2 separate regions of the Homo sapiens genome follow, and region 1 is linked to region 2. A link is a contact called in ENCODE Hi-C or POLR2A ChIA-PET data. All regions are on one chromosome and are shown on one strand. The core of a region is the stretch at or near the end of the contact, and the rest is flanking DNA. Distances in the headings are between cores, read along the strand shown. Region 1 overlaps INTS7 (integrator complex subunit 7). Region 2 has its middle 65 kb from the start of NEK2-DT.

The links. A loop is a pair of places that touch in the nucleus more often than their neighbours do. ChIA-PET counts read pairs that join two places held with the same protein, here RNA polymerase II (POLR2A). Pooled maps may share reads with other maps.
Region 1: a pooled map shows a loop between it and region 2 (1.9-fold over the local background). The contact joins two enhancer-like sites. A Hi-C loop is called at or near these places in 4 of 37 single-sample maps with no recorded cell type and 4 of 50 pooled maps. POLR2A ChIA-PET finds 5 or more read pairs at or near these places in 2 of 52 experiments (OCI-LY7 and activated B cell).

The regions. Positions count from the first base shown.
Region 1 is chr1:211,950,541-211,953,528 of GRCh38, reverse strand. It overlaps INTS7 (integrator complex subunit 7), which reads left to right. Exons shown (of 20, transcript NM_015434.4): 17 at 828-960. Among named protein-coding and RNA genes, the nearest start is that of INTS7, 84 kb to the left of the region's middle. Within about 2 kb of position 1,473, at least 5 of the 41 ENCODE cell types and tissues checked have a DNase peak (open chromatin) inside an H3K27ac peak, as active enhancers do.
Region 2 is chr1:211,738,913-211,742,241 of GRCh38, reverse strand. No RefSeq gene overlaps it. Among named protein-coding and RNA genes, the nearest start is that of NEK2-DT, 65 kb to the right of the region's middle. Within about 2 kb of position 2,026, at least 3 of the 41 ENCODE cell types and tissues checked have a DNase peak (open chromatin) inside an H3K27ac peak, as active enhancers do.

The DNA of each region.
Region 1 (2,988 bases), core at 224-2,723, 210 kb before region 2:
GATATACCTAATGCTAAATGACGAGTTAATGGGTGCAGCACACCAACATGGCACATGTATACATATGTAACAAACCTGCACATTGTGCACATGTACCCTAAAACTTAAAGTATAATGATAATAAAATTAAAAAATAATAAGTTAAAAAAATAAAATAGAAATGCCTTTTTTCACTTAGAAATGTTTTCAGAAATTTGCAGGGGTTCAAAGCAGTAGAGGAAAAAGAAAGAAATCTAGGTTAAACTTATCCCAGCACGCTGTGTATACAGACTGTCTTCTGAACGTGCCTATGCGTTTCATCTCCATGCTTTAGATTCATGCCATTTCTCTAGCTATGAATGTCCTGTACTTTCCATCTCTCCAAAGTTTACCCATCTTACTTACCTACTGATATGTTCAAGACTCTCTTCTTCTGTGACATTCCTCCATGTTCTGACCTGTTATTTATATATCTAACCTGTTATTACATATCTTTATGGATGGTTTGGAGCTTATCTGCTGGCTTTATTGATAGTCCCCTTTTCAGATGTGTTTATGTCTCTTTCACCTGTGGCAGTAACACTGTCATATTTCCTGGCAACCAAAGAGATTAAGAATTACATAACTTGAAGTCAGACCTGGGTTTGAATTCTGGCTTGCCATTTACTAGCTGTATGACTGTAGGCAAACTACTTACCCTCTCCTAGCCTCAATTTTCTCACCTGTAAATGGAAATAACTTCATTATTTTAAAAATTAAATGAAAATATGTTGAAAGTACCTGATACATGTAGGCATTAAATAGCCATGCTATTTTGATGGATTAATGAATATTGACCTTTACTTCAGTTTCCAGGAATATGGATCTACTGGAACAGCCCATGCTGATAGTGAATATGAAAGAAGAATGATGTCTGTATATAATCATGTCTTGGAGGAGGTAGAATCACTCAATCGGAAATATACCCCTGTTTCTTATATGGCAAGTGGCATTTGTTTTATTGAGCTTTTATTGTATGGATGTGGGTTTTTCATACATTTATGGCACTTACTGTGTGAGTTCAACAAATTAACCTTTCTGTGCCTGTTTCCTTATCCATAAAACAGGGTTAATACCTACCTCACAGCATTGTAGTGGGGAGTAAATGAGATAATCCATGAAAGTACTTAGCACATCTCTAGCTGCTACGTAGTTATATTAATATATAAAAATCTGCTCTACCAGAATGCAAATAAAATTTTTTCTTTTTTTAACAATTTAACTGAAGTTGCAATAATTCTCAACGCAGGCTACACATTAGAATCACTTTGAGGGCTTTTTAAAGAATACATTAATATACAGGCCTCACCCCTGACCAGCTAACTCTGAGTTTCTGGAATTGTGGCCCAGGCATTAGTAGTTTTACACACACTCAGGTGATTCTGTCATGCTGCCATGGTTGGGAGAACCACTGGACAATTGAAACAGAAAGAACAGGGCTTGTTGGCTGACTGGCAATGAGTCATTTCCTACCAGGTGATGACATTAATGCCTTTCAGTACACTCTTCAGCCTTTACCCTGCTGAATCTCTGCTGCCTTTGGCACTTCCTAAGAAGTTCTCAGAGCACTCACCCTTTTTTTTATCTTCTCCCCTGATTTCCCAGTCACAGGACAGGCTAACATACTCTCACCCAAATTTTCTCCTCCCTGTCTGACCATTCCCCAGTATCTCTGCTCAGGTTTTATAACAAAATGCCGTAGGCTTGGTACCTTAAACAACAGACATTTATTTCTCACAGTTTTGGAGGCAGGAAAGTCCAGTATCAAGCTGCCAGCAGATTCGGTTCCTGGTGAGGACTTTCTTCCTGGCCCTGGTGACAGCCACCTTCTTATTACATCTTCACATGGTAGGGAGAGATCGAGAGCTCTGGTCACTCTTCCTCTTCTTTAAGAACACTCATCCTGGCCGGGTGCGGTGGCTCACGCCTGTAATCTCAGCACTTTGGGAGGGTGAGGTGGGCAGATCACGAGGCCAGGAGTTTGAGACCAGCCTGACTAACATGGTGAAACCCTGTGTCTACTGAAAATGCAAAAATTAGCTGGGCATGGTGGCGCATGCCTGTAATCCCAGCTACTCAGGCGGCTGAGGCAGGAGAATCGCTTGAACCGGGTGGCGGAGGTTGCAGTGAGCTGAGATAGCGCCACTGCACTCCAGCCCGGGCAACAGAGCGAGGACTCTGTCTCAAAAAAAAACCAACCAAACAAACAAACAAAAAAAACACTCATCCCATCATGGGGGCCCACCTCCAAATGCCATTACCTTGGGGGTTGCAGCTTCCACATACGAATTTGGGGGAACACAAACATTCAGTTCCCAATTCCCAGCCTTTGAACTTTACCCCTTGGAGAGTTTCTCTTCTGCTTCTGCTCTTCTCATTCTGTACTTTCATGCTTTATCAAGTGTTTTAGAATAAATAGGATGTCATTAAAGAGTTAGGTTAGATCTAAAGATGGGCAATTCCTTTGACATATTGCTTTCCATGTAAAATTGTCAATAGTATTTACTGAATTGAATTGACAGCTGTTTGACAGTGACATTGTTTGCTAAGGGAGAGTGTAAAGACAGTCTTTGAAAGAAATACACACATCTGTGTGAGACAGTGGTTATTTTCATATTCTTCTAAGCTCCATCCTAAAAAATGAAATAGATGCTAAACAAACTTCATTTTGATGGAATTGAATATAACGGAATGGGAATTTTCTGCCCAGCAGAAGACACAGTACAGAGAAAAGGGCCCTAGGCTCATTCAGAACTAGGTTCAAATTCTGGCATTGCTGCTCAGCAGCTGTGTGACTTTAGTCACATTGCTTAACATCCTTTTATATGAAGTAGAAAACATACCTGCCTCATAGGATTACTGTGAGGTTTAAATGAAATAATGCTAATTGCCTAGCACAGTGCTGTCATATAGGGAGTGGTTAATAAAAGTTATTTCCCGGTCGGGCGCAGTGGCTCATGCCTGTAATCC
Region 2 (3,329 bases), core at 777-3,276:
TCAAATACTGAGAGGCATGCTTCATTGGGAGCTGTCTTTGAAGATCAGCTACCACAGTTAAAAAAAAAAAATTCCTAAGCTATTTGAATAAAGAACACTAGATGGGTCTAAAAGAGTTCTTGCCCTTTGGCAGGCTTGCCCATAATTTCCATTAGTTAGAAATATTTCGAGTTCCCAAATACCTTAAGAGGATTAGATTTGTTGATCCATCCCTCATTCGTATAAGTCACATTAATCAAATGGACACCTAGCTAAAAGAATGGAGGTTTTGTTTGGACATTATATTATTTTTGGCACCGATTGATGCATGACTGATTGGCTCTTAGAATTTCAGAGCAAGTAGTCACCTTGTTTTGGGATGGCAGATTTCACTCTGATACAATTTTGGTGCATTGCTGGTAGCATCAAATGGCTACTTAGTAGAATTGTGGGGACTAGAATCAGCTTTCTTTTATTTGCATTCATATATTTTCCCCAAAACAGCATATTGCTTTGGTTCAGATTTATGTATTTCGTAAATAAGAGTGAAATCTAAAGGAACAAGTATATTTGTTAAAAGGGCGATGGATCTAGAAGCTAAAGCTTCCATAACATCCTTATCCTCAATTTTAATAATCCCAAAACCCCAAAAGATAATTTTTATTAATGTTCCTCTCAGCTGCTGCAGAGATACAATTAACCATGAAAAAAGCCCTGAAATTAATTATTTTTTTTTTTTGGATGTGGAAGTGAAGTGCATTTTAAAAATTTTGCCCTATATAGTAGAAGATAAAAAGAACATTTTTATGTTAGACCAAAGGGGATACAGATTTCAATCTCATAATAGTTTCTTTCTTTTCTGAATTCTAGTGTGGAACTAGAGTAGGTAATAAATTCTAGGCCACGATGGCCACTAGTGCCCGAATATCCCTCTGTCATGGCGCCATCAAGTGTTAAGGGCTTGTCCAAGTAGGAGCCCAGGAGCAGCAGAACCGGGGACTTCAATTCGACCTTGGCCCTTTGGCAAGTTTCTTATCCTCTCAACCTCACTCTCCTTATGTGTTAAATGGGAAACGCTCAAAGACTTCTTTTTTTTTTTTTTTCTGAGACGGAGTCTCACTCTGCAGCCCAGAGTGCAGCCGCGTGATCTCGGCTCACTGCAACCTCTGCCTCCCGGGTCCCGGTTCAGTGATTCTCCTGCCTCAGCCTCCTGAGTAGCTGGGACTTCAGGTGTGCACCACCACACCTGGCTAATTTTTGTATTTTTATTAGAGACGGGGTTTCACCATGTTGGCCAGGCTGGTCTTGAACTCCTGACCTCATGATCCGCCCACCTTGGCCTCACAAAGTGCTAGGATTACAGGCGTGAGCCACCATGCCTGGCCAAGACTTCTTTTCAGTATTAAGTGAGATTATATACAGGAAGCACATAAGACACTGGCACATTGTACTGAATGTGCAGTAAGGAGGCTGTGTTTATCTCACCCCAACTGGGTTTAACAGAGGATGTAAGTTATTCTCATATTGAGATGTGCCTAAACTGCAAGTGATGTGTTCCATGCATACCCAATGCAGTGGCTCATGCCTATAACCCCAGCACTTTGGGAGGCCAAGGCAGGAGGATCACTTGAGCCCAGGAGTTTGACACCAGGCTGACAGGAGATCAGCCTGGCCAACATGGTGAAACCCCGTGTCTACTTAAAAAAAAAAAAAAATTAGCCAGGCATGGTGGTGTGTACCTGTGGTCCCAGCTACTCGAGAAGCTGAAGTAGGAGGATCACTGGAGCCTGAGAGAATTGAGGCTGCAATGAGCTGTTATCATGCCCTAGGTCTCTTGGTTTTTAAGTTAGACACATGCAATCAGCATAGCCAAGTCCCTAACCCCACACAGTCAGACTATATTTAATATATCTAAGGCTCCAGACAGCAGTGAGAAAAAGCTTTGAGGTTGGAGCGCCAATTAGGAAGGTGAGGAGACGGGGGCATAAAGAGGAAATCAGATCTACTAGACAAGACATTACATAGGCTTAATAGGGACCTATTTTTGCTTCTGAGACATGATGTCACTTGTGGTGAAGACCTTGAACTAATTATCAAAATGGAGGGAAATATAATTTCTAGTATTTGGAAGCTGTCCACCAGCCCACGGTTCTCTGTATAATTCATATGATTCTAAATATAAAACTACATTGAAAGTGTCCTAATGCTTCAGGAAATTGAAAGTAATTTTGAAAACCTTTCTCCTTTCTAGTTGCAGAAGTCTCAGAAGTTTATATCTTGAGAATTGACACTTTACCTTCCAGTGGTAAGTTCTGGGTGCTCAGTTCTTAGTGGGTATCAGAAGGAAGTGGGCAGATTAGAATAAGATATTGCTTATGGCTATTGAGGTTATCATGGTAGAGCACAAAGAAACGAGGCAAAGCTGGATTAGCAGGTGTGTATTCGAAACTCTGCCCTGCTGGGGGTGGGGGTGAGGAGATGAGAAGCAGGTGATGTTTCAAAGCCCCATCTGGCCCTAAGAGCCTTTGATTCCCCAGACAAATATCCAACAAGCTGTCCAGCCCACCATTCACGGAACTTCAGAGTAACACCAGAAATTGGGAATTCCAAGAGAGAGAGGCTTCAGGGCCATGATGAGGTTATGGAACAGTTCTCTTAGAGAAGATTTGGAAATACTTCAAACCATCATCTGGTGGGAAGCTTGGCATAAACAGCAACTCATGGATATGGAGATGGCTGCTCAGGCATTACGATATTCAGAGTGGTTCTGGGCTAGCTTATTATAAAGAAGACCCGTCCTTGTTTTCCCAAAGGATGGCTAGAAAAAGCAAGGGAATGAATGAGTTAATGAATGTGGAATTAATAAAGCATTTCTTCTTGGAGGCAGAGAAATGGAACAGCTGATTACTGAAAGCCAGCCTTCAGAATCTGTGCCATGTCCGATCAGGAATAATAATTGAAATTGTCATTGGAGCGATGTCTGAGGGATGCAGAAACCTGGTGTCACAGGAAGCATTGCCTCAGACTCTGTCTTCCTCTTTATTAGGCCTTGGAGAGGAAGGACAGCAGGGTTACCTCACCAGCCCAGCTCCAGCTCCCCTTCACCCCCCGCCCAGGTACCTGTCTGACTGCAGCAGGAGATTCTAGCACAGAGGGTGCCAGCAAGCAGGGGTGCTCAGAGGGTTTCTCATTTGAAAGGTATTTACTGTTAGGGGAGAGTGGGAGGAGAGGAGGGGCAGGCATGGGTGGGCAGAGCATAGGTACTAGGAATCTGCAAACCACAGACAAGAAGCAAGTGAAAGTAAAGATCTGAGGGTTTGCTGTAAGCTGCATTAGCAGGAGGAGCACTG